Linked DNA regions of Homo sapiens: region 2 is linked to region 1. A link is a loop called in an ENCODE intact Hi-C map of the cell type or tissue named here. Cell type or tissue: endothelial cell of umbilical vein. All regions are shown on one strand. Links, peaks and the distances in the headings refer to the core of each region. The heading gives the core; the rest is flanking DNA.

The links. Hi-C counts contacts between places; a loop is a spot of excess contacts. Peaks named below come from ENCODE experiments on the same cell type or tissue, not always from the same donor. Only the 100,000 strongest peaks of a DNase experiment are listed, where the experiment ranks them.
Region 2: it touches region 1 in a loop (4-fold over the local background); 2 of 110 quality-filtered maps call a loop at or near these places.

The regions. Positions count from the first base shown.
Region 1 is chr6:36,344,888-36,360,266 of GRCh38, reverse strand. It overlaps a transcript of ETV7 not described here. Among named protein-coding and RNA genes, the nearest start is that of BNIP5, 16 kb to the right of the region's middle. In endothelial cell of umbilical vein, for the core only: no CTCF peak of the experiment used is centred there; DNase peaks (open chromatin) are centred at 9,246 and 10,016; H3K27ac peaks cover 2,732 bases.
Region 2 is chr6:36,241,073-36,251,936 of GRCh38, reverse strand. LOC105375036 (a long non-coding RNA gene) reads left to right here and starts at 3,928. Exons shown (of 5, transcript XR_007059564.1): 1 at 3,928-4,004; 2 at 5,107-5,243; 3 at 6,641-6,811; 4 at 8,149-8,209; 5 at 9,866-9,985. It also overlaps a transcript of PNPLA1 not described here. RefSeq lists a silencer at 6,108-6,157. In endothelial cell of umbilical vein, for the core only: no CTCF peak of the experiment used is centred there; DNase peaks (open chromatin) are centred at 2,736, 3,516 and 4,036; H3K27ac peaks cover 2,855 bases.

The sequences.
Region 1 (15,379 bases), core at 6,360-11,359:
ACATCTGCTAGGGGCATGTCAGAGCCTCTCTACCCTCACCCTACCCATGTAGACCTGATTAGGAATCAAAAAGACTGGCCGGGTGCAGTGGCTCATGCCTGTAATCCCAGCACTTTGGGAGGCCGAGGCGGGCGGATTACGAGGTCAAGAAATCGAGACCATCCTGGCCAACATGGTGAAACTCCGTCTCTACTAAAAATAAAAAAATTAGCTGGGCATGGTGGCACATGCCTGTAGTCCCAGCTACTTGGGAGGCTGAGGCAGGAGAATCACTTGAACCCGGGAGGTGGAGGCAGTGAGCCGAGATCGCGCCACTCACTCCAGCCTGGCATCAGAGTGAGACTCGGTCTCAAAAGAAAAAAAAAAAGGACTGAGGCTTCCTTAGTTTTCTACTGGCTTTAGTTACACCACCCTTCTAGGACTCACTTTCTACTTTTGTAAAATGAAAGACAACATCCTTTGCCCTGCTTAGCACATGGAGTTGAGAAATTTCAAATGAAATAATGCATTCATTTATTTAACATTCATTGAGCACCTACTGTAGGTTAAGCACTGTCTAGAAACAGGAATATTGTGGTGACCAGAACAGATAAATAAACAAATCAATACAGAATAAAATGGCAGGTGGTGATATGTACTATGAAGGAAAATAAAATAGAATCAAGTGAGAGGGGCCAAATTTAAATTGAGCTGTCAGAGATGTAAAAAACATGTGTAAGCAGGAACAAATCATCTTTACCTATGTCACTTTCTCTCCTGTAGTAGACTGTCCCCTTTCTTTCTTTTTTCTTTTTTTCTTTTTTCTTTTTTTTTTTGAGACTGAGTTTCGCTCTTGTTACCCAGGCTGGAGAGCAATGGTGCAATCTTGGCTCACCGCAACCTCCGCCTCCTAGGTTCAAGTGGTCCTCCTGCCTCAGCCTCCTGAGTAGCTGGGATCACAGGCGTGCACCACCACACCTGGCTAATTTTTGTATTTTTAGTAGAGACAGGGTTTCTCCATGTTGGTCAGGCTGGTCTTGAACTCTCGACCTCAGGTGATTTGCCCACCTTGGCCTCCCAAAGTGCTGGGATTATAGGTGTGAGCCACTTCGCCCAGCCTGTCCATCCCCTTTCTGTTTAATCTGCAGGTCACACCATGAAAGATGGACACTGTTGTTAGTTTGTTATGTGCAACCCAATGCAATCTTAATGGATATGAATAATGTAGACAGGCTGGGTGGAGAAGACCATCTTGGCCTAGAGCTGCCCCTCTCCCATCCTCTTCCTTTGGGGGAGCCATCAGCTAAGACCGAGATCACAAAGTCTCCTGAATAGACCTCAGTTCTCTAGATCTGGCCCATCTAAACATCCTAACTCAAGGAAGCACGGTGTATTGTTGAAAGTGCTCTGGCTGGAAAGCCCCAGAGTTCTAAATATGGCTCTTAAAATTCCAGCAATTCTGAGCAGGAAGAGCTTTCCCCTCAGTCACATGATCATATGCTCCAGCCAGTGACAAGCTCAGGTTCTCGACCTGTGGTGTGGGGTGGGGAGTACATATCAGATTCTCAGGGGACAGCTGATTGTGGGTGGCTGAACGTGGCGTGCAAATCTCTAGAGAGCTTCTAAAGCACCAACAAAGGCACTTTCTTCTCCACCACCCCCACAAGGGTCAGTGAGCTGACCCAGTGTTAGGGTTTGGGGGATGGGGAAACTGAACATCAGGGGGACCTTGAGATTCTGGGATTCTGGGCTTTCAGCCAGGGACCCTTCCAACCTTAGGAACAGAATATGCCAACTCTAGCCCTCTGCAAACTCTAAAGTGATTTGCAATAAGAACATTATTTTTTCCTGACTGACCAGTGAGTAATTTACCAAGCTGGGTCTTGATTGGCCACCAAAAGAAAAAAGGGCCTTTGACAAAGCAGGAGACCTGAACTAGAGCCAGCAGCAGAAGGCCCCCAGTGAAATGACAGAAACAAAAGCTTGGCAGCTCAACCACATCTTTATTTTGAGCAAGATGAAGTGCCTTTCTGACAATGCAAATTAATTCACCCAGCTTTTAAGTGAGGAAGACATGTCCAGATCAAAGTCCAGCTTCCCTTCTAAGGAGGCCAGCCCTACGTCATCTGCAGCTACTGTATCAGTTAGAGTCATGCTGGCCATAGCATCTCAACTGAAATCTCAGTGGCTTGATGTGATAGACATTCATTTTCTTGGCCACATAAAGCTTGGTTCATGGGTGGGGAGGGATCTTCCCCATGAAGTCATCTGGGGACCCAGGCTGATGGAGGTTGTACTGTCTCCTTCATGTGGTTTCTGTATGGGGGATTGACACCCAGCCCGCAGGTAGGGAGGAGAAAGCGTGAAGGATTGGGGAGGTGTTTTTTTGTTTGTTTTTGTTTTTGTTTTTGAGACAGAATCTCACTCTGTCACCTGGGCTGGAGTGCAGTGGTACAATTTTGGCTCACTGCAACCTCCACCTACCAGGTTCAAGTGATTCTCATGCCTCAGCCTCCCGAGTAGCTGGGATTACAGGTGTGTGCCACCAAACTTGGCTAATTTTTTATATTTTTAGTAGAGATAGGGTTTTTCCATGTTGGCCAGGCTGGTCTCGAACTTCTGACCTCAGGTGATCTGCCTGCCTTGACCTCCCAAAGTGCTGGGATTACAGGCATGAGCCAGCGCACGTGGCCGGGGAGGTGTTCTTATGGGAGGCGCCCATCATTTCTGCCCATATTTGTTGTCAGAACTCAGGCTTGTGATATTCCACCTATATTCCTTGCTCCTTTTGAGTGACTTTTCCTCTTATTTACACCATTCTCCACCCCTCTTCATCCTGCTCTGTGGCCAGGAGACTGTCCTGTATGGATTGCCCCAGTGGGCTTCCTGTCCTCTGGCTCCTGGTTGGTTTTAGTCAAGAAACTCTCTGGTCGGAGATTGCCAAGGTATTTTATTTCTCTAGTCCCTCCCTGCTGGCTCCCACAGGTTGGCTGTGTTCTCCTACTTAAGGCTGCAGCTTCTGTGCGCTGCCCTCTCTGTGCAGCCATATCCTTTCCAAGCTGTGTCACTGCTCCTTCCCCTGGACCTTTTAGGCTTTCAGTTGAAATCTGTTCAACTGACATTCAGCAGCCCTCTCAGTGGCAAATGGTATCTTGATTTTCCTGAGATACCTGGCTCCCTACATGTAGATTAAAACATAGGTTTCTCCTTGTGGATCCAAAAAAAAGAGATAATTTGTAATGCACTGTCTGCCATATATCTTCTCCCAACTTCCCATCAAAACTCCATGCTGGCTTCCAATCCTTTACAGCTGCTTCTTTGCGTTATGGCATAGAACTTTGATGAATTAACCTGTGATGATGTTTTCACGGGTGGTGATGGGGTCCCGCAAATTTCCCTCCATAGTGTATCTCCACTTGATACACACATCTTCACAGGACAATGCCTTAATCCTTAGGAGAGACTGGCTGTGAAGTAATGCAGGTGTCAGCCCAGCATTCCATCTACCATCCTCCTGGTAATAACTTTGTCTCTGGGAGTAACTCTTTTCCTACTCCATCACAGTGTCCTGCCCCCAGCAGTTGGGGAGGGCCCTGTAGCCCAGGCTGGGCCATTAAGAGAAGCCCATTTCCGTGGCCACAGCAACTGGTCCAGATGGTGCATGATCCAGGATAGGCCAATCAGGGTCCTTCCCTGGGATTTCTCTTTCTGTGTCTGGCTGGGAAGTTACCCCAAGCTAGTGGCAGCTGTGTCTTCTGCCATGAGGGGACACCAGAGGGGCAGAAAGGTGAGGTGAAGTCCCTGGAGGGTCTGGTCTCCACTTCTAATCTTGGGGCTCTCGGAGCTGTCATGATCCCTGCAGATCTTTCTTCAATTCTTTTTAAAAAATTGATATATAATAGTTGTATATATGTTTGGGATACGTGTGTTTGTTTGTGTTTTTTTTTGTTTTTTTTTTTTTTTTGAGACAGGGTCTCACTCTTTTACCCAGGCTGGAGTGCAATGGTGCCATCATTGCTCATCATTGTTTCACTGTGTTGCCTAGGCTGGTCTCAAAACTCCTGAGCTCAATGCAATCCACCTGCCTTGGCTTCCCAAAGAGAAGGGATTACAGGCGTGAGCCACTGTGCCCAGCCACATGTGAAATTTTGATAGCTGTAATTGCTTCAATTCTTTGACAATCCCAATAGCTTTCGAATACATCTCCTTTTCACTTATGTTGGTTTGAGTTGTGGTTTCTGTCTTGCACAATTATGAAAGGTCTATTTCTTAAGGAGGTACAATTTTTAGTCAAGGGATTGTTTGATACTCTTTAAGTTCACTGCCAGGCCTACCACTTATCTCTGTCGTAGGAGGAGAGTTCCTGTAATGAGAGGTTTTTAAGACGTCCTTTGTTCTGGGATGAATCAGAGGGAATGACTGCCTTGGAGCTCAGGATATTAAACTGAGTGGTGTCAAATATTCCCAGGATCAATCGACAATGCCATGTGTACCATCTCCTCCTACAGGGATTAAAGGCCTGATATTTAGATATGATTCTAGTTTTCTCTCAAATCCATACTTTAAGAGCTTATGGGCTGGGTGCGGTGGCTCACACCTGTAATCCCAGCACTTTGGGAAGCCAAGGTGGGCAGATAAGTTGAGGCCAGGAGTTCGAGACCAGCCTGGCCAACATGGTGAAACCCTGTCTCTACCAAAAAATACAAAAGTTAGCCAGGCGCAATGGCGCATGCCTGTAATCCCAGATACTTGGGAGGCTGAGGCAGGAGAATCACTTGAACCCGAGAGGCAGAGGTTGGAGTGAGGCGGAGAGTTGGAGGTTGGAGTAAGATCATGCCACTGCACTCCAGCCTGGATGACAGAGTGAGACTCTGTCTCAAAAAAAAAAAAAAGTCTATGAACATCAGTGTTATATACCACACTAATAAAATGAAAGACAAAACCCACATAATCATCTCAATAGATAGGGAAAAAGCATTTGACAAAATCCAAGTGTCTTATCATAAAAATATTCAACAAACCAAGACTAGAAGAGAACTTCCTCAAGCTGATCAAGACCATCTGTGAAAACCCCACAGCTACCATCCTACTTAATGGTGAACGACTAGATGCTTTTCTCCTAATATTGCAGGGTTCTAGTCAGAGCAGTGAGGCAAGAAAAAGAAATAAAAAGCATCTAGGTTGGAAAGGAAGAAGTAAAACTATCTCTGTTCATAGATAACATGATACTGTGTATAAAAATCCTAAGGAATAAAAAAACTATGAGAACTAATTAATGAGTTCAGTAAGTTTGCAGAATACAAGACTAACCTACAAAAGTCAATTGTATTTCTATCTATGACAATGAACAACCTGAAAATGAAATTCAAAATAATTCTATTTCCAATACCATCAAAAGAATAAAACACAAATAAACTTAAAGCACAAGACATATACTCTGAAAACTACAAAGCATTGTTGAAAGAAATTAAAGCAAATCTAAATAAATGGACAGATATAACATGTTCCTGGATTGTTAAGATGGCAATACTCCCTAAATTGGTCTACATATTCAATGCAATCCCTATCAAAATTCCAACTGCTTTTTTTTTTTATTGCAGAAATGGACTTCAGCTGATCTTCATATTCATATGGAGTTTCCAGTGACCCCAAATAGCCAAAACAGTCTTGGAAAGAAAAACAAAGTTGGAGGACCCACACTTCCTGATTTTGAAACTTGCTACAAAGCTATAGTACTCAACAAAGATTGGTAATGGCATAAGGATATAGATTAAGAACAGTTTTTTCAACAAATAGTGTTGGGACAATGGGTGTCCACATGCAAAAGAATAAAGTTGTCCCCTTACCTTACACCATCTCCAAAAATTAACTCAAAATATGTCAAAGACATAAACGTAAGAGCTAAAACTGTAAAACTCCTAGAATAAAACATAGGAGTAAATCTTCATGACCTTGGATTAGGCCATTGTGTCTTAAATATAACACCAAAAGAATAAGTAATAAAAAAATAGATAAATTGAACTCCATCAAAATTAAAAGCCTTTGTGCTTCATAGGACACCATCAAGAAAGTAAAAAAAAAAAAAAAAACCCATAGGATGGGAGAAAATATCTCCAAATCATATATCTGATAAAAGAATTGTATCCAGGATTGATAAAGAATTCCTACAACTCAATAATAAAAAGACAAAAAACCCCAAATTGGGCAAAGGACATGAATAGAGATTTTTCCTAAGAAGATACACAAATAACAAATAAGCACATGAAGAAATGCTAACATCATTGTATTAGTCCGTTTTCACACTGCTGATGAAGACATACCCGAGACTGGTAATTTATAAAGAAAAGAGGTTTAATTGACTCACAGTTCCACATGGCTGGGGAGGCCTCACAATCATGGCAGAAGACAAGGAGGAGCAAGTCACATCCTACATCGTGGCAGGGGGGAGAGAGCTTGTGCAGGGAAACTCCTCTTTATAAAATTTTATGGGGTCTCATGAGACTTATTCACAATCATGAGAACAGCACGGGAGAGACTGATTCAATTACCATGATTCAATTACCTCCCACTGGGTCCCTCCCACAACATGTGGGAATTGTGGGAGCTACAATTCAAGATGAGAATTGGTGGGGGTTGGGGGTGACACAGCCAAACCACAACAATCATTAATCATTAGGGAAATGAAGAACAAACTACCATGAGATACTACTTCTCGCTCACTAGGATTGTTAGGGAAACAGAAGCATAGGAGAGCCATGGTGACATCATTTTAAAATCAACTCCATCTTAAAACTATCAAGGCACGTTCCTTGCCAGTCATGACTCATGGTCCTAAGATGTTTACAGTTGAGGAAACACCTTAAAAATACCTGCAAGAACACACTCCTACAATAACAAAAAGTCCAGATGTCCCACTATCCTTAACAAGATATGCTTTTAAGATGACTATAGTCATGCTTTGATGTACTTATGTACTAAAATGCCAAAGATACTTTCTTTAAATCAACAGAATACTAAATTTTATGCTGTCAGCCCACCCACGCAGACATAATTTATCTTAGCTTTTACATAGATGAGACTCCTATATGAGAAAAGTTTAAGACAGAGATGGCGTGTTCCTCCTCTTGCTTTCTGAGGATGCCCTATTCTGTGACTGAGTAGCTTTCAATAAACTATCCTCTCTCTGCACTTTGTAACTTACCTTGAATCCCTTCCTGTGCGAGATCCAACAATCCTCTCTTGGAGTCTGGATTGGGACTCTTTTTCTGGCAACAGCAGAGCTATAATTAAAAAAAAGATGGACATTAACAAGTGTCGGAGAGGATGTGGAGAAGTTAGAACCCTCATACGTTACTGGTGAGAACATAAAATGATGCAGCTGCTGTGGAAAACAGCTTAACAATTTCTCAAAAAGCTAAAATAGAGTTACCGTATGACCCAGCAATCCTGCTTCTAAGTATATACCCGAGAGAATTAAAAACATATGTCCACACAAAAACTTGTACACAAATGTTCACGGTAGCATTATTTGTAGTTGCCAAAACGAAAAACAACCCAAATGTCCATTAACTGCTGAATGGATAAACAAAATGTGATCTATCCACACAATGGAACATTATGCAGTCATGAAAAAGGAATAAAGTTCTAATACATGCTGTAACACGGGTGAACCTTGAAGAAATAGTGTTGAATGTAAGGAGCAAGTCATAACATATGATTGTATGATTCCATTTATATGAAATGTCCAGAGAGGCAAATCCACCCAGCCAGGTGGGAGATTAATGGTTGACTGGGGTTGGGGGTGAGAGGGCCTGGGAAGGGACTGGTAATGGGTATGGGATTTCTTTCCAGGGGTATGAAAATGCTCCGGAAGTGGGCAGTCATGGTGATTAATGCACATCTCTGTGAATATACTAAACCCCACAGAACTGTACATTTTAAAGAGTGAATTTTAGCCAGGCCTGGTAGCTCATGCCTGTAATCCCAGCACTTTGGGAGGCCGAGGCAGGTGGATTGCTAGAGTCCAGGAGTTCGAGATCAGCCTGACCAACATGGCAAAACCCCGTCTCTCTTAAAATCACAAAAATTAGCTGGGTGTGGTGGCACGTGCCTGTAATGCCAGCTACATCAGGAGGCTGAGGCACAGAATTGCTTGAACACAGGAGGCGGAGGTTTCAGGGAGCCAAGATCGTGCCACTGCACTTCAGCCTGGGTGACAGAGTGAAAAAAAGAGAGTGAACTTTGTGGCATGTGAATGAGATCCCAGTAGTTATTATTAAAAAAAAAATTATGAGCAAACAGAGGCTCTGCATAGAGTAGCAGCTTCCCCAAAGAGGGCAGCAAATCAGGGGCACTTTCCTAGGCCTGGCAAAGTGGGATGTAGCATGAGGATTAAGAACCCAGGCTTTGAACCTGAAGGTTGTGGGTCTGAATCCTGCTTCCACGTCTCATGAGCTGTGGAATGTTGGAAAATGGACTCAATCTCTCTGAACCTCTCAATTGTAAAATGAGAATAACTCCTACTTTGTGAAGTTCTTATGAGGGTTAACTTCTCGGTAGCGTCTTGATAAATTATAGGTAGTTTTATCATTTTTTTCTCTGGAAAAAAGAAGGAAAGAAGTCTCTGGAAGACAACTTTGACCTTGGACTGAAGGTGGAAAGAATAGGCCCAGTTTAAATAAATACAAATAGATTTCAGGTTCTAGCTTGGGCTAGAGGGATATGGAAGACCCTCTCCAGGCATGGTGGGTGGTCAGCAGGAGTTCAGGGAGGGTGACTGGAGGCAGAAAAAGTACAGACACTCATTCTCCCACTAGGCTGCCAGGTCTGTGGGTTAGAACTGGATGCTCTGGTATTCAAGTTTTCTGCCAGGAGAAAAATGAGATAAGTTATTACCATCACGTTTTGTTATCGCAACTTTTCCCCTCACTCTCAGAAAGGAGCTGGGAGCTCCTCTGCAGTCTCACATCAGATAGTAAGTGTGAGCCCAGATCAGCCCAGGCTGTCCTCGGCTGAGCTGGTGAATCTGCGTTCAAATGAACAACAGCAGCTGGCCTGCTAGGCCCGGCATCTCAGTGGGGCTGGCTGTTTTCTTCTCATCAATATTTGATTCTTGTGGAATAACAGATGATGTTTATTTCATTCTTTGTGCCTCTGCTTAGTTTTCACATTGTCTAAAGGGACGAGGTATCTAATTAAAGTGCTGTTAGGAAAACCGTAATAAGCGTGATTCATGCCTGTGTTGCCCTTTGTCTAGACTTTTCTTTCTCTTATCTTGCATGGCTGCCTTGGTCAAGATAAAGCATATTTGTGAGCTGTATCAGTCATGGTTCAGCTGGAGGAAACCACAGCAGCTAATTTTAGCGGGAAAGGCATCAGGGGTTTACAAAGTCATTGGAAGGGTGGAGGAGTGGGTTCCTGGTAGGGCTCCAGGGATGAGCCGGAATCTCAACACTGCAGCAGTGATGCAGAAGGCGGGAACCACGCTGCACATGGAGGAGTGTCAGCACGCGAGCCTTGCTGGAATGCGCAGCTTCTCCTTGACCTTGCTTGTTCAGCAGCATGGGATCCACAGGAAAATGCCCTCACTTCACTTCCTCCTCCCAACCTGGGCCAGGGCATTAAATTGTCAGATCCTAATTCACATCAGAAACTCCAGCTGCTAAGGGGCCAGGGGAGTTTACTTTTCAGCTTTCCCACCTCTGAGGGAGAAAAAGGGCCTTTGATGGTGTGGTCCAGGCCAACCCACCAGGACCTTACATCAAGATTTTAACATGTATTTTGGTTCAGTACTTACTTGAGATAACTGACAATCCTTTCATTTTTGTCTGTATAAAAACTGTATTTGTGGTGTGAAGTGGCTTCCTCCTGTCTGTGGCGTCTATAAGTTGACCTCTGAAGTCCTGTCTGTGAACACGGGTGCCCTCGAAAGATGGAGAAGTGGCTTCCTGTGGATCAGTCCTGGAATCGGCTCCTGGTGTGTGGCATTTGGTGGGTGCTGACATCAACAGTCTCCTTTTCCCTGTGAGGTGAGAAGGGTCTATGTGTCATAGGAAGACAGAGCTTCCATGTATTCTCTTGGTTATAATGAGCACTTCCAGGAGGAAACAATAGAACTTGTAAGTGGATTTTTTTTTTCCTAATAAAGAATCTGCTGCTTAGGAACAAACTCAGAGGCCAAGAAGCATTTAAGAAGATGTTTAACTTCACTGTGAAAGAAAGGCAAATTAGGTCCAGCACGGTGGCTCACGCCTGTAATCCCAGCACTTTGGGAGGCTGAGGCAGGAGGATTGCTTGAGCCCAGGGGTTGGAGACCAGCCTGGGTAACATAGCAAGACCCTGCCTCTACCAAAATAATAATAATAAGAATAAAGAAAGAAAGAAAGAGAGAGAGGGAGAGAGAGAGAGGGAGGGAGGGAGGCAAATTAAGACAAGAGTGGCTCATCTGATGGACAGCAATGAACAGGCTCCACAGTGTCCACAGTGAGCGTGAGGGTGAAGAAGCAGCCACACTCATTGACACAGCTGGTGGTGGAAAGAGGCACACACTTTTGGAAGGGAATTCGGCAGGGCCTACCCAGGTTGTAAGTATGTCTCCCTTGTGACCCAGACATTCTGTTTCTGAGAATACACCTTTCACAAAACTTCTCACATACGTGCAGACATATATTTTTAGAGATGTTCTCTGGAGCACTGGTTATTCTTACAAAACATGGGGAAAATCCAAAGGTCTAGCAATGGGGTTTGGGTAAGTAAATACAGTGGAACACCCTGTAGCTCACATAAAGAGAAGATCTGCAAGAACTGATGAGGAAGAACACGTGACGCCCCTGCAGGTGCAAGGCTGGGGCTCCTGGGCCATCTGCCAAGTGGTGATGCTAACCTGTCTGTGAACATGTGGAGCTGGTAAAATGAATGATGATTCAGGGAACATGGCACAGAAAGGCGTAGTTGCTTTTGTTATATAAGATAATTTCTATAAACTATTTCGAGGAATTAGACTAAAAGTATGGGATATTCTCTAGTCTGTATATCGTCCATATGTCATGAGAATTTTACTTACCTCTCAAGTGCCCCGAGTGAGAAAAAAAAAAATGGACTTGGATGTGTTGTCAACTGTCTTGGGATTACAAAAGAGAGGAGCATTGCCTTGGGGAGAGAGGCCATGAGTGACTTTGCTGGGGACAAGCTGACTTGGGTTCACCTCCTTGTCCCCTTACCCTATCCCTGTCTGCCTAACTTGGAGTGGGAGTAGGGGCTGCAAGTTCCACTCCAACTTTGCAAGGTTTCAAAGAGAAAAGTCATCAGCAGAAGGCTGAGAAGTTCATGTGGGTGAAATGCAATTATTCCTAATGTCCCCTTGTGTGGAAACCCCCCTTCCTGAGAAGTGATGGTCTCTTGGAGTTCTGAACGCTTTCCTTCACTAAGTTTTAAAAAAGAAATTATTTGGGGCTTGGAAGAGACAAGGGAGTCTTCCCTGCTCTGTGGCCAAAAGCTCCCTTAGGATAATGTTTTTGGGAACTGCCACCACTGGAACAAAATACAACACCACTAACAACAAAGAGGCCAGGCCAGTAGCTTGCACCTGTAATCCCAGCACTTTGGGAAGCTGAGGTGAGGCGAGTGGATCACTTGAGCTCAGGAGTTCAAAACCAGCCTGGGCAACATGGCAAAACCTATCTCTACCAAAAATTTTAAAAAATCAGTGGCCGGGCACAGTGGCTCACACCTGTAATCCCAGCACTTTGGGAGGCTGAGGCAGGTGGATCAGAAGGTCAGGAGACTGATACCATCATGGCCAACAGGGTGAAACCCTGTCTCTACTAAAATACAAAAAATTAGCTGGGCATGGTGGTGCGCGCCTGTAGTCCCAGCTACTCGGGAGGCTAAGGCAGGAGAATCGCTTGAACCTGGGAGGTGGAGGTTGCAGTGAGCCAAGATCGCACCACTGCACTCCAGCCTGGGCGACAGAGCAAGGCTCCATCTCAAAAAAAAAAAATAATTGTCTTGGTGTGGTCGTATGCCTGTAGTCCCAGCTACTTGAGAGGCTGAGGTGAGGGGAGGTTGAGGCTGCATGAGGTGTGATCATGCCACTGCACTCCAGCCTGGGCAACAGAGTGAGACCCTGTATCAAAAAAAAAAGAGGAATAGTAATAATATGATTCTATGCGAGTAGAAAAAATACCTTGGAAGAGCTTTTTCTAAACAGTGGCTATTCCTAGGCAGGAAAGTGGCAAACAACAACAACAGTAACAAAACCCTCAGTGGCCATCGCTAAAGTGTGGAGTCTCTGGTGTTGTAAATGAGACACAGGCATGTACTAATTGTTGCATTACAACAGTCTGGCTCCCAGCAAGCTGTTTCAACAGACTCTCTGCTCTTGTTTTGATAAGACCAAAGTCTGTCTTGGACAGCCCATTTTCTGGTTAATGGGGTGTTCTTATCAACTGAGAAGACAGTCACCTGCTAATGCAAGGGCCCGCCCCTTCCCTGAAATACGGCTCCTTCCCTGAAATACAGCCCCTTCCAGGTTGGGCCTAGTGCCTGAGATCCTGCCATCTGATCATATTTCCTGGGAATTGCAGTTTGTTGGGCTCAGAGGGCCTGGCCCTCAAGTTTCACCTTGTGGGCGACCTCTGTGAGTGGAAACCTGGTCTCACCCTGGACTTGAAAGTCAGAGCTAACTAAGAACAAAAGTCACCAAGGGCAGGAAAAAGGGCGAGGAGATGCTTTAGGCATCAGCCTCGGCACTGGTTTTACATTTTTTACTTCAAGATTAATTATTTTACATCATTTTATTTGCTTATTTTTTAGGGCCACAAAAGGAACATTTTGAGAGTAACAAGATGGAAGATCTTCAGGCGCTGCCACCTACCTGGCACCCACCCCTTCTGTGGGTCAGTCAGGATGATCAAAGCCAGTGCTCCTGAGGGCCCCTGCCCTCCAGCAGGAAGAGGGACACTCCCGGTTGACAGGCAGCTCAACCGCGAGCCTGAGTGAGCCAGGTGGGGGCTTCAGGACCTGGAGACCCAGTCAGCTGAGTGGCTGGGTGTGAGAGAGAATGTGTTATTTTCCTAGGGTGCTGTAACAAATTACCACAAACTTGGGGACTTAAAACAGTGGACATTAATCGTCTCACAGGAGGTCCACATTCAGGCAGAGATCGATTCCCTCTGGGCACTCTGAGGGGGAGTCCCTTCGCTGTGTCTCTCCCAGCTCCTAGCCTCTGGGGGTGGTGGGCAGACCTTGGCATGCCTTGGTTTGTGGCTGCATCACTCCCATCTCTGCCCCCATCTTCATGTGGCCATCTTCCCCCTGTGTGTCTCTGTGAATCTCAGGTCTCCTCCTGCTCCTTCAGGACCACTCTCACTGGATTTACGCCCCCTCCAAATCCCGGATGATCTCATCTTGAAATCCTTAATTATGTCTGTGAAGACCCTTTTTTTCCAATCGGGTCACATTCACAGGTTCTGAGCGTTAGGACTTGGACGTATCCTATTGGGGGCCGTTCTTCCGGCCATGACCGAGCGGGACCCACACAGCTGAGGCCATTTGCTGCTCTCCTTCCCTCGATCTACGGCGATTAATTAGTCATGGCTGTGGCGTGATGGCGGCAAACCTCTCCTTGCCTAACCATTCACATAACCTCGTATCTGTAAAAGAAGTCCCAGCTCCTGCGGCCTCAATTACATCCTTTTGATGCAGGGCAGGCGAGCCTAATATTGGGGCTTAGCCCAGGAAGTTTCTTGGCTCTGCCCCAAAAATAATCCAAGGTCAAGCTGGTGATGTTAAACCAGCAAATTTTATTGAAGCGACAGTGTACGGCAGCAGCAGAGGTCCTGCTCCCTGCAGAGCAGGGCTACCCCACAGGCAGTGTGCCCAGAGCAGCAGATCAGAGGCAGGGCTGCACTCATATTTATACCCGCTTGCATTATATGCAAATTAAGGGGCAGATTATGTAGAAATTTCTAGAAAAAGAGTGGTAACTTCCAGCTCAGGAGGTAGTTGTCATGGAAAGGGGCGGTAACTTCTGGGTGTTGCCATGGCAATGGTAAATTGACATGGCGCACTGATGGGCGTGTCTTAGCGTGTCTTATGGAAAGCTTGTTCGCCCTGTCCTGGTTTTACCTAGTCCTCAATTTGGCCTGGTGTCCAAGCCCCGCCTCGGCAGTTGAATCCTGACTCCTAGGACTCAACTTACTCTCAGCCAGTTCACGCCTGGCTGGAGGGTGGATATAATGGGGCCCATTTGCAGAAGAAACTGCAGTGCTCAATGGAAAGAGAAGTAGATGGGCATTTGGGGCAGATAGTTAGCTCCTTCTGGAATCCTCTCTCCTCCTCTCTGCTCATAGTCATTCCCAGGCCTGTGCTGGTGGGGAAATCCCTCCACATTCCCCAAACGTCAGGGCTTGAACTGGATTTGCTCAGTGTCCAGAGAGCTGGAGCCACAGCTTCACTGTGACAGAGGAGGCCTGGCCGTGCAGCTGGAGTTTCTCTGTGATACTGAGAGGGCCCAATGTGTGAAACCCAGCGTGGATGGGAAGGAATCTTTCCATGGGGAAGAGTGACCTGGAAACTGTCACTGTGGCAGGTACTCCTGGAATCAAACGCCCTTTGACAAAAAGGGCCTGTTTCTATAATTTACCTGGTGGGGAACCAAGCCAGAGAAACACTGGTAACTAATTTTCTTTTTTTTTTTTTTCAGACCGAATCTCGTTCTGTCACCCAGGCTGGAGTGCAGTGGCACCATCTCAGCTCACTGCAACCTCCACTTCCAGTGATTCTCCTGTTTCAGCCTCCCAGGTAGCTGGGATTACAGGCACCTGCCACCATGCCCAGCTAATTTTTTTTTTTTTTTTTTTTTTTGGTATTTTTAGTAGAGACAGGGTTTCACCATGTTGGCCAGGTTGGTCTCGAACTCCTGACCTCAGGTGATCTGCCCACCTCGACCTCCCAAAGTTCTGGGATTACAGGCGTGAGCCACCACACCTGGCCTGTGTAAGAATTTTTTTGGAATATACGTGTAGGAGTGGAATTGCTGGGTCCTGGGAATACATACACCAGTTTTAACTAACAGTGCCTGATTGCTTTCCAGAATGGCTGCACCAGTCCATATACTGTCCCGCTGTAGCAGTGCATGGAAGTTCCTATGCCCCTGTGAATGTTCTGGCCAACACAGGAAGTCTGGTTTAAAAACAACAACAGGGTGAGCACAGTGGCTCACACCTGTAATCCCAGCACTTTGTGAGGCCAAGGTGAGCGGATCACAAGGTCCAGAGTTTGAGACCAGCCTGACCAACATAGTGAAACCTTGTCTCTTCTAAAAATACAAAAAGTTAGCTGGGTGTGGTGGCGGGCGCCTGTAGTCTCAGCTACTCAGGAGGCTGAGGCAGCAGAATCG
Region 2 (10,864 bases), core at 34-5,033, 100 kb after region 1:
GTCTTGCTCTGTCATCCAGGCTGAAGTACAGTGGTGCCATCATAGCTCACTGTAACCTAGAATTCCTGGGCCCAAGCAATCCTCCTGTCTCAGCCTCCCATGTAGCTAGGACTACAGACTTGCACCACCTCACCTGGCTAATTAAAAAAAAATTTTTTTTTGTAGAGACGGGTCTCTCACTATGTTGCCCAGGTTGGTTTCGAACTCCTGGCCTCAAGCAGTCCTCCCACCTCTGCCTCCCAAGATGCTGGGATTTACAGGTGTGAGCCACTCCCTGGTTATGTTGTGGTAACAAACAATCTTGAACTACCAGTAGCTTGGAATAACAAGTTTACATATTTGGCCATGGTATCAACTGAACCTTCACTGGCAGCAGGGGGAAGAGAAAAAGAGATCTGTGCCAGCTCTGAAATGCTTCCACCTGAACTTGACATGCATCATTCCTGCTCACATCTTACTGGTTAAAGCAAGTCACATAGCTACACCTAACTTCAGAAGGGCATAGAAGAGCAATCATCCTTTGTGCAGGATGAACAGAAGTAACAGTTACCACACTCAACACATATTTATTAAGCATCTATTATGACATTGCTAAGCAGAGAAACCAAACCCAGCAGCCCAGGAGTTCTAGGTTGCAGTGAGCTATGATGGCATCACTGTACTCCAGCCTGGATGACAGAGAAAGAGCCTGTCTCCAAAAACACAAAAAGATCTAGCCAAAGCTGACTAATGCAATGAATGAATAGTTAGTTAAATGAGTGAATGAATAGTGGCAGTATCAGGAATGAAGTGAGGGGGTGGGGAGACCCAAGATGAGGAAATTTGAGGCAGAACTGTTGGTTCCCTACCTTACTAGAAACGGCCCCTTTGCCTTCTCTCCTTGCTGGAGATGCATTGGTGAGCAAAACGAAGTATGTGTTCTGAAAGCCTTTACAGGCCGGGCGCTGTGGCTCACACCTGTAATCCCAGCACTTTGGGAGGCCGAGGCAGGTGGATCACGAGGTCAGGAGATCGAGACCATCCTGGCCAACATGGTGAAACCCCGGCTCTACTAAAAATACAAAAATTAGCTGGACGTGGTGGCGTATGCCTGTAATCCTAGCTACTTGGGAGGCTGAGGCAGGAGAATCACTTGAACCGGGGAGTCAGAGGTTGCAGTGAGCCAGGATCACGCCACTGCACTCTAGCCTGGCAACAGAGTGTGAGCCACCACACCCAGCCTACCTCTTACATTTCTATTGCATTAAAACACCAACTTGCCTGTCTCCCTGAGTAGACTATAAAACCTTAAAGACGGTTATCTCTTCTTATGACCCTAATACCTAGAATGGTGCCTAGCACTAGTAGACACTCAATAAATATTTGTTGAATGATGTATGAGACAGGATGAACTCAGCTACAAGGAATAAGATGCCCAACTATCATTGGCTTAAACAAGCATGGGTGGTGGTGGTATTTTCACAGAGCAAAAAATCTAACACCCAATAACTGCTGGGGTTGGTTTCTCTGCTCAGCAATGTCACCCAGCACCTAGGCTCTTTCCAGCCTTACACCATGATATTCTCAGCTTTTGGGCTTTCCTTCCTGTGACTGTGCCTCATGATCACAGGACTGCTGCCACATCTCCAAATAACATACAGTATTCATATTTAAGGTGAGAGAAGCAGAAGGGACCACAGGGGGCTCTTCTCTTGGGACTGTTGCTTTAGCCGGGAACAAAAGGCCTCCCAGAAGCCACCCAGTAGCTCGCATCTCACAGCCAAAGCATGATCACATGGCAGAACAAGGCCAGGAAAGAGAATATCTGGATTTCCGATCTCTGTGGTTGGAGATGACAAGGAAGGGGCTGGGAATGGTTTGGGTAGCCAACCGAAAGCGTTCACTGCAAATGAGGAGTATGTGCTTAATAAATATTTATTAGTGGAGGCTCAGATTTTTATGGTCTGGTTCTTCCTTTATTTGTAGTAGCATATAAAGAACCCTCATCATTGCAATAACTAACCACTATTGACCACGTTTTCTGTTCATCCGGAACTCTGTGCTAAGCAAGTTATATGAATTTTCTTCTTCTATCTTTGCAACCTTAGGACAGAGGTAATATCAATCTCTGTTTTACATATGAAGAAATTGGATCTCAGAGTAGTTAAGCAACTTGTCCAACTTGTTCACTTACCAGCTAGTAAGTGATGAAACAGGGATGTAAACTCTCATGGTCTGAGTCCAGAGCCCATGTCCCTATCCTAGAACGTTAGTTAGATCTCAGGGGAGCCTAGAGCTCATCATACACAAATCCTTCACTTACGTGGTGCTGAAGCTGAGGTCCAGAGATGGCTGGTGACCTGCTCCAAGTCACACCACAACCCTAAGTCAGAGCCAGGCCCAAAACCTACGAGTCCCAACACCCAGGCCATTGTTTTATTTTCTGCCACACTGGGCATCCTCTGTTTAGAAACTCCACATCAGTTCACTCATCTTTAAAAAGACAAAATGTCAAATTTGGAATCCTGTGGACAATTCGGTCAAAAATAGAACTGTATTTGACTTAAGGTTTGGCAAATTAGAACAAGCTGTTTCCTTTTTTGGAGTCAAAACCTGATGATAAGCTGGTTCCAACTCTTTTATTCATCTCAATGGAAACTCCAGTGTGTATAATATTTTTTAGTTCTCAGGAAATAAAAGGAAGAATGTAAGGTCAGAGCCTCAGCTGGGATGTACCGAGATGACTTCCAACCCCAAGCTCATGACCCAGAAATGCCTTACTAGTAATGTTTACTCATGTCCTGTGTAACACAAGCCTTGGGAAGTCTCTAGGAGGAGAAAGTATGCAGGTTATACCACCTCCTAGCTGTGGGATCCCATGACTAGGCCCCTAGCAAAAACTAAGCAGCACTAATGGACAGAAACACCTGGCATGAAGTGGGACTCTGTAAGAGCAAGTTACCTCTCCCCTGGCCTCTGCACCTTCCCCATTGGGCCTCTCTAGGGCAGATATGCAGCCAGCATCCAGTGCAACAAGCAGTGCCGACCTTGCCCACACCCCCCCTTTTTCAGAAGATGAAGTTCTTCTCAATAGGACTCAATCTTTTGGTGGGGGGACGTTTGCTTAAATTGAAAAGTTGGCCAGGTTCAGTGGCTCACACCTGTAATCTCAGCACTTTGGGAGGCTGACGTGGGCGGATCACCTGAGATCAAGAGTTCAAGACCAGCCTGGCCAACATGGTGAAACCTTGTCTCTGCTAAAAGTACAAAAATTAGCTGGGCATGGTGGCATGTGCCTGTAATCCCAGCTACTCAGGAGGCTGAGATAGGAGAATTGCTTGAATCCAGGAGGCACTTGCAGTGAGCCGAGATCGTGCCACTGCACTCCAGCCTGGGCGACAGAGCAAGACTCCGTCTCAAAAAAAAAAAAAAATGAGAAGTTATTTTGGTGTGGCATTTAAGACACCTAGGTAAGGTTATAAGCACGAGCCCGAGTGAAGCAGTGTTTGAATTTAGGCTGTGTCACTTCCTAATAATGTGTGTGGTTACGCAATTTCCTTGTGTCTCAATAAAATAGAAGTAATAATAACAGAGCCTCCCTCAGAGGGCTGTTGGAGGAGTAGATGAGGTGCTACATGCAGGGCCCTGAGAACTGTCCTGTCGCTCAGGAAGCAAGTTTTGCAGGTTCACCAGAGCCTTGTCGAATCCTTATATCTGTTCTCCACTGCATTTTTCTTTTATTTTATTATTATTTTTTTAAATCACCTCCCTTCCTCCCACAGCATTGTTCATCTGAGTGTTCGGTGTGGATTACACCAAACATTTTCTCTGCTTCTTTTAAGGGTGTGGACAATCGGGCAAGTGACTGCATGTGACAACAGAGAGAGGGCATGGTACACGGTGGCAGATGAGCCCGGGACTGGAGGCAGATCTGGGTTCCAGTTCGGGCTCTACCAGCAGCACCCATGTGTCCTTCTGTTCTCTGGGCCTCAATTTCCTGTTGTAAAATTCAGAACTTGGAAGAGGTAAGTGGTTAGGTCATTCCTGAGACATCCCAGATAATCACAGCCATCCAAACGTTGGCTCGGGAGCCCTGAGTAACCAAGACTGCAGGAAGCAACAGTTTAGTAAGGGTTCAGAATCCTGTGATTAGGGCTCGAGAATGAAATACTCTTCTAAGAGCTTCTCCCAGACCAAAAGGAGCTAATTAGGAAAGAATGGTGGCATTCTCTGGGCAAACTGGAGGAGCCCCTGGGCTTGGCCTCCTTATGCCTTCCTCCTTGACCCTCCTCTAGCCCCCTTGGACACAACACAACGTCCCCCCTCTGCTTTTTCCCCAGATACTATGGTAAACCTGCTCTCAGATCTTTCTCCACACCTAGAAAAATTCATTCATCGACTATACACTTTAATGAATATGCACTTACTATGTACCAGATATTCTTTGGCTGCTAGGGCAGAGCAGCAGGGACATAGCCCCTGTCCCCGTGGGGTCAACATGCTGGTGGAGGGAGTCAGAGGTAATAAAATAAGCAAGTAAGACACACAGTAGAGCAGGCAGAGTTGGCGGAGAACTGGATCTAACTGGGTTGGGGTTTTGCCAAGCAAGTACAGTCCAACTTGGAGTGTGGAGGGAAGGGTATAGAAAAGGTAGGGACTAGAATAACTAACCCTGGAATTTAGGCTGGGAAAGGAGGGAGTAGGGATTTGAAAGCGGGTGAGGTCAGTAGTCTGTGGGGCCCTGAGGGGCGATGGCTCCAAGGCACGAGCCGGAAAGAGGTTTGACAGTGGCTTCTCTGGAGGGCTCAAGCTTGACCAGGAAACTGAGTGCCGAGCCCTGGAAGATCACTGGGGAGAGGAGGTCAAAGAACTGGGAGGCCAGGGCACCATCGGCGGGCTGGTAAGTGGATGGTGAAACCACCAGGCAGGGGGCAGGAGGAGCTGGAGAGAGGACGCGAGATGGGAGCTAAAATCCTAAAATCCGCAGGGAGTGCGGAAAGCAGTGACAGCAGTGAGCGCGGGGAGGCTGGTCCTGAGTCTGGGATGGGGCGATGGCGTTCAAGAAGACATATTTAAGAGTACTATGTAATTTTACGTGTGGGAAGAACCTTTTGTTTTTGTAATTAGAACTACAGAAAGGGACAGAGCTGTTTATGTCATGAAAAGCAGGCCTGAGCATTAGAAGACTGAGAAACACCTGGGAGGATCTTGTTTCAACAGAGCTCAAAGCCGTGGCAAAAGGACGGAGCTCGAATTGTGCAATTGTGAGTGACTCGAAGCTGGGTGGGAAAGCGTCTAGTTTCTTATGCATAAAGGACCTTCCTGTTGTCTCTGAAATCATACCAAGTAGATGCCACCATTTCAGCAGAGGCTTGAATTATACTGATAATGACAAGTTATCAGTATCATATAACTAATGTAATTGATTGATAGGAGGAGTTAAGGACACGGGATCTGGCCGGGCACCATGGCTCACACCTGTAATTCCAGCACTTTGGGAGGCCAAGGTGGGCGGATCACTTGAGTTCAAGAGTTCAAGATCGGCCTGGGCAACATGGCCAGGCAACATGTAAAAATACAAAATTTAGCTGGGTGTGGTGGTGGGCGCACCTGTAATCCCAACTACTTGGGAGGCTGAGATGGGAGAATCATTTGAACCTGGGAGGTGGAGGGTGCAGTGAACTGTGATTGTACCACTGCACTCCAGCCTGGGTGACAGAGTAAGACCTCGTCAAAAAAAAAAATCCAAAAATGTGGGATCTGTTTAAACCCTGGCTCTGCTCCCTGCTACTCATTACCCTCATCTGTGCAGCAGGGGTGATACCAGCCCTCACCCCTCTGTTTCTGAGAAGTAGATGAGCGTGTATGTGCACAGAGACCTGCCTGCAGTGTTGTGAGGACTCACAAAATGTTGGCTAGATATCCTAATCTTTCTCATGTTTGTTGGCAAACAAAAACAGGCTGAGATGGCCCTGTGCCATTCGTATATCTGTGTGTGGAATAACAGACAGTATAAAGCTGAAAAGCAGGTCCCTCCCTGGCTAATTGCATTTCAGCAGCCGCTGGGAGGCAGTGTGGCGGGGGGCGGGGAGTGAAACTGTGCGGGGAGTCAGGGAGCCTGGGTTTCCTCCTCAGCCAATGAGGCCAAGGCCAAATCAGGATGTCCCTGAGCCCCTGTTTGCCTACCTGTAACGTGGGGATGACGGTTCCTGCCAGGTACCCACAAGGCTGTTGTGAGGACTGAATGAGGAAATGCTCCTTGAAGATAAATGACAATGCCACAGAAGAGCGGATGCAGCTCCCCTGTGCTGAGTACTCACCTACTGTGTGCTGGGCACAGGGGCAGAGCCACCCACCCCTCCCTGCAGCAGTGCCTGGAAGGCAGGACCAGCATCCTGATAGCCAGAGTTGAGACAGAGTTTAAGGGCCTGCCAGGCATAACTCCCTCGCCAGGCATAGAAATAAAGGAACATCTTGAGTTCTTTCAAGGGAAGTTCCAGGCACCTAGCTAGCCCTGAGAGTAAATGAACAACATGATAAGCAAGAAGGAAATAATAGCTTTTCAAAAAAAATAGCCAAGGAAGTTAGAGTCACAAAATACTTGGTTCCCTATTGAAACTTAAGATAACATCTTAATATATGTTCCTGAGTTGTTTTTCAGAAACCCAGGCCCCCAGCAAATGGAAAATGCCATCCACTGGCACAGAGACTTCAGTTGGGAGCCGAGGACTGAACTCAGACCACCATTCTTTGTTCAACATTTCTTCCTGAGGGGCCTGGAGGAAGTCACACCCACAGGCCAGAGCTCAACATTCCTTTCTGCTGACCCCAGGTTTTTAGACAAAGCTTTGCCTCCTTAACCAATCACAAATCAGAGGATCTTTGAATCCACCTATGACCTGCGGGCCCCGCTTCGAGATGTCCCACCCTTTTAGGTCAAACCAATGCACAGTTTCCATGTATTGATTTATGACTTTGCCTGTAACCTCTGCCTCCCTGCCTTTAAAAACCCTTACCTGTGAGCCACCCTGGAGTTCGGGGCTTAAGCATGAGCTGCCCGATTCTCCTTGCTTGGCACCCTGCAGTAAATGCCTCACTTTCTCTTGCTGCAAATCCCAATGTCAGTGCTTGGCTTTGCTGCACCTGGTGGGCAGACCCAAGTTTGGCAACAGAGTCTGTGGGAGAAAGTGCTGTCAGAGGAACATGCTGGAGCAGCCAGATTATAGAAGAAAGAAGTATCGTTATGGTTAAGTCTGTGAGCAGATTTGAGGAGAAGCTAACGAATGGCACCAAGTGTGTTCAGCATCTCCCCTTCTAGGGTGTCATCTGACAGATGTGTTATCTGACAGATGTGCTGCTCATGCCTTCTGCACCTGAGGTCAGGGATGCTCACACAGAATGGGTTGTAACTGCATAAGGTCGGGAGCCCCCTCTACATCCACCAAATAGAGGATGAGTTGAGTATGCAGATAATAAAGCAGAATAAGGAAAGGCTTTTTATGAACTGACAGGGAAAGACTATCAAGAAATACTAAGTTAAAAAAAAAAACAAAACCCTCAGTGCCAAACAGTACATATAGGATGCCACCATTTTTTTTGTCTAAAAAATGGGGAAGAATATCTATGGAATATACTCATTTATATATGAATTGAATATTCTAAAGCTAGTTGCAAGAAACTAGTACCCTTACTTTTCTCTAGGAAGGAAAACTGGGAAATAGTAGGAAGAGGATTATCACTGTATATCCTTTTGTACCCTTTGATTTTGAGACCATGTAAATGCAATTATCTAAGAGAGAGAGAGAGGAAGGAGGAGGAGGAGAAAAAGGAGGTGGAAGAGGAAGGGAGAGAAAGAAACGCTGTGCATGGGCTCTAGAATCAGACGGACTTGTGAATTCCAGCTCCACTGCTTCCCAGCTGTGTGACCTTGCCCAAGCTACTCAACCTCTCTGGGGCTCAATCTGTGCAGGAAAGGGGCATGACAATTACATAATGCCTCCAACCCACCTGGACTGTTGGGAGATTGAGACTAATGAGTTTAAAGCTCTTAGCTAGAAATGGTTGCTGTAGATGTTTAGCCAGCCCTGGCTTCACACTCTCCAGACCAGCTTCCAAACTTCCTGGAGGGCACATGCAATTCATCTTTTCCTTTCCCATGCAATTCCCCAGGCACCAGTCCATGGCACTCCCTATGCCTGCAGGATACCACATCAAAGCAGAGTTGGGGGAGGTGAGTGTCTTGAGTCAAATGCGATACCAGCCCCCATGCTTCCTCCCAGAGCAAAGCCCCCTGCAGACTAACTGCTGGGCTCTCTGGTAGTAGGGTCCTGCTCTACTGAACCCCACATCCCTTTATCCCAGGCTGCACCTCCTTCCTCAGATGAAAATAGCAATTCTCAAACACAAGTGCGCATCTGAATTTCTGGTGCAGGGCCAATTCCTGGGCCCACCCCAGGACTTTGTTTTGCCCACTGAGTTGTCAAAGATGGAGCTCTTGCCACCTCTCAGGCAGTAGGTCCCTCACCCTTTACAATCCACATCTCTCCCCAGTTACACACTGGTTCCCAAACATGTCCAAATCTTTCCTCCCTCACTCTCCATGCTTCTGATTTTGTAGATCTCTCCTTCAAGAATCTTCGCACCACCCCCCACCATGCATTCATGAACATTTTCCCACTTGCCTAAACGATGCCTACCTTAGTAGAAGCAGCTCAATCATCTCCTCCTCCAAGAAGCCTTCCATTGTGGACTGCCCTCCAATGTGGGCTCCCCCTGGCTGATTTTGTGTCTGTCATGCCATCTTCATAGCTTACTTGAATTAGAATTATCCTTGATAACAATGAAAGCTTTGATTAGTGAGTGCATGAATGTGAGTGGTTTATTAACATTGGCCCTCATCTGCCCCACACCCACAAGAGGTAAGTGTTATTGTCCCTTTTCATAGAGGAAGAAGCTGAGTCTGAAGGATGTCAGAGGGTTTGCCCAGGGCACAGCACATAGGGGATGGGTTGGAATTTGTCTGCCTTTACCTGTTTTTTTTTTGGTTGGTTGGTTGTGTGTGTGTGTGTGTGTGTGTGTGTGTGTTACTGCGCCGACTTTTGAGACTAAACAGTCTCTAGAGTGGTGGTCAGTTTGTTTTTCTCTCTTTCAGGGCAAGGCAAAGTCTAATCCCTCAGTTAATACTAACTTGGATTCTCGAGATGGGGATGTCAATAAGAAAGATGTCTGGCAGTGACTTGGGAAGCTGAGGGGGGAGGATTTCTTGAGCCTAGGAGTTTGAGACCAGCCAAGGCAACATAGCGAGACCCTGTCTCTACAAAAAATATAGCTGGGTATGGCGGCGAGCAGCTGCAGTCCTAGCTATTTGGCAGGCTGAGGCAAGAGGATCGCTTGAGTCCAGGAGTTTGAGGCTACAGTGAGCCATGATCGCACCACTGCCCTCCAGCCTGGGTGACAGAGCAAGAACCCTGATCAAAAAAAAAAAAAAAAAAGGAAAGAAAGAAAGAAGGAAAGAAAAGGAAGGGAGGAAGGGAGGGGGAGAGAGAGAGAGAAACAGAAAGAAAGGGAAGGAAGGAAGGGAAGGAAATGAAGGAAGGAAGGAAAGGAAGGAAGGAAGAAAGAGAAAGAGAGAAAGGAAGAAAAAAGAAAGAAAAAGTGAGAGATGCCGGGTAGAGACAATTCCTGAGGAGTCTATGAGGTGGGGGTGGCTCGAAGGGAAGCGGGTGGGAGATGAACATCATCATCTGAGAGAAGAGATGGTACGGTGCAAACAGGACAGGGTGGATACCATTCTGACCCTGGGGCACTCATGGAATTAAGGGAATTTGTTGAAAATAGGGAGGCACAGGGCCGGGGGAGCAAACACTATCTTTCCTTTTCTTCTAAGCATTTCAGGAGGTTCCTGTGAAAAACCTACATGCACACACCCCCACGTGCAGCTGCAGACTGCTATCTATACACGAAGTTATGCATCGCAGAGTCGACTGCAAAAGGCTGGAGCCCACACAGCGTCTATCAATAGGGAACGGGTTAAATCGACCACAAGATTTCCATATGACGATGGAACACTTTCCAGCCAAGAAAGGAGGAGGAAGTCCTCACTGCTCTGATACGGAACAGTCACCAAGACATATTTTAAGTAAAAAAAAGGCAGCATGCATAACCAGGGAAATGAAAACTAAAACCACAGTGAGTTACAATTTCACACAGATCCATCTACAAAAAAAAAAAAGCTGATAATTGCAGGTGTTGGTGAAGAAGTGGAGTGAGGGGAATGCTCAAACTACTAGTGGGTGTGCGAATGGTTATAACCACTTTTTAAAATTTTGGCATTATCTACTGAAGTTGACAATGTACTTTCCCAATGGCCTTGCAAATGCCCTGGAGAAGTTCTTACCCAACCCCCGCCATTCCCCCCAACACACACCAAAAGAAACAATTAAGAACATTTGCACCAGCTCTGTTCCTAGAACCCCAAAACTGAGGCCAGCACTGAGGCCAAGCACAGTGGCTCATGCCTGTAATCCCAGCAGGCATGAGCCACCCTTTGGGAGCCTGAGGCCGGAGGATTATTGAGGTTGAGAGTTCAAGACCAGCCTGGGCAACATAGTGAGACCTTGTCTCTATAAAAGAAGTTTTAAAAATTAGCCAGGTGTGATGGCTCATGCTTGTAGTCCCAGCTAATTGGGAGGCTGAGGTAGGAGGATCGTTTCTTGAGCCCTGGAGGTTGAGGCTGCAGTGAGCCATGATTGCACCACTGCACTCCAGCCTGGGCAACAGAATGAGACCCTGTCTCAAAAAATAAAATTAAATTAGAAAACAATAATAATTATTATTAATAAATAAAATAGTCCAATGAAAATAATCATACTATCTCCATGCAATG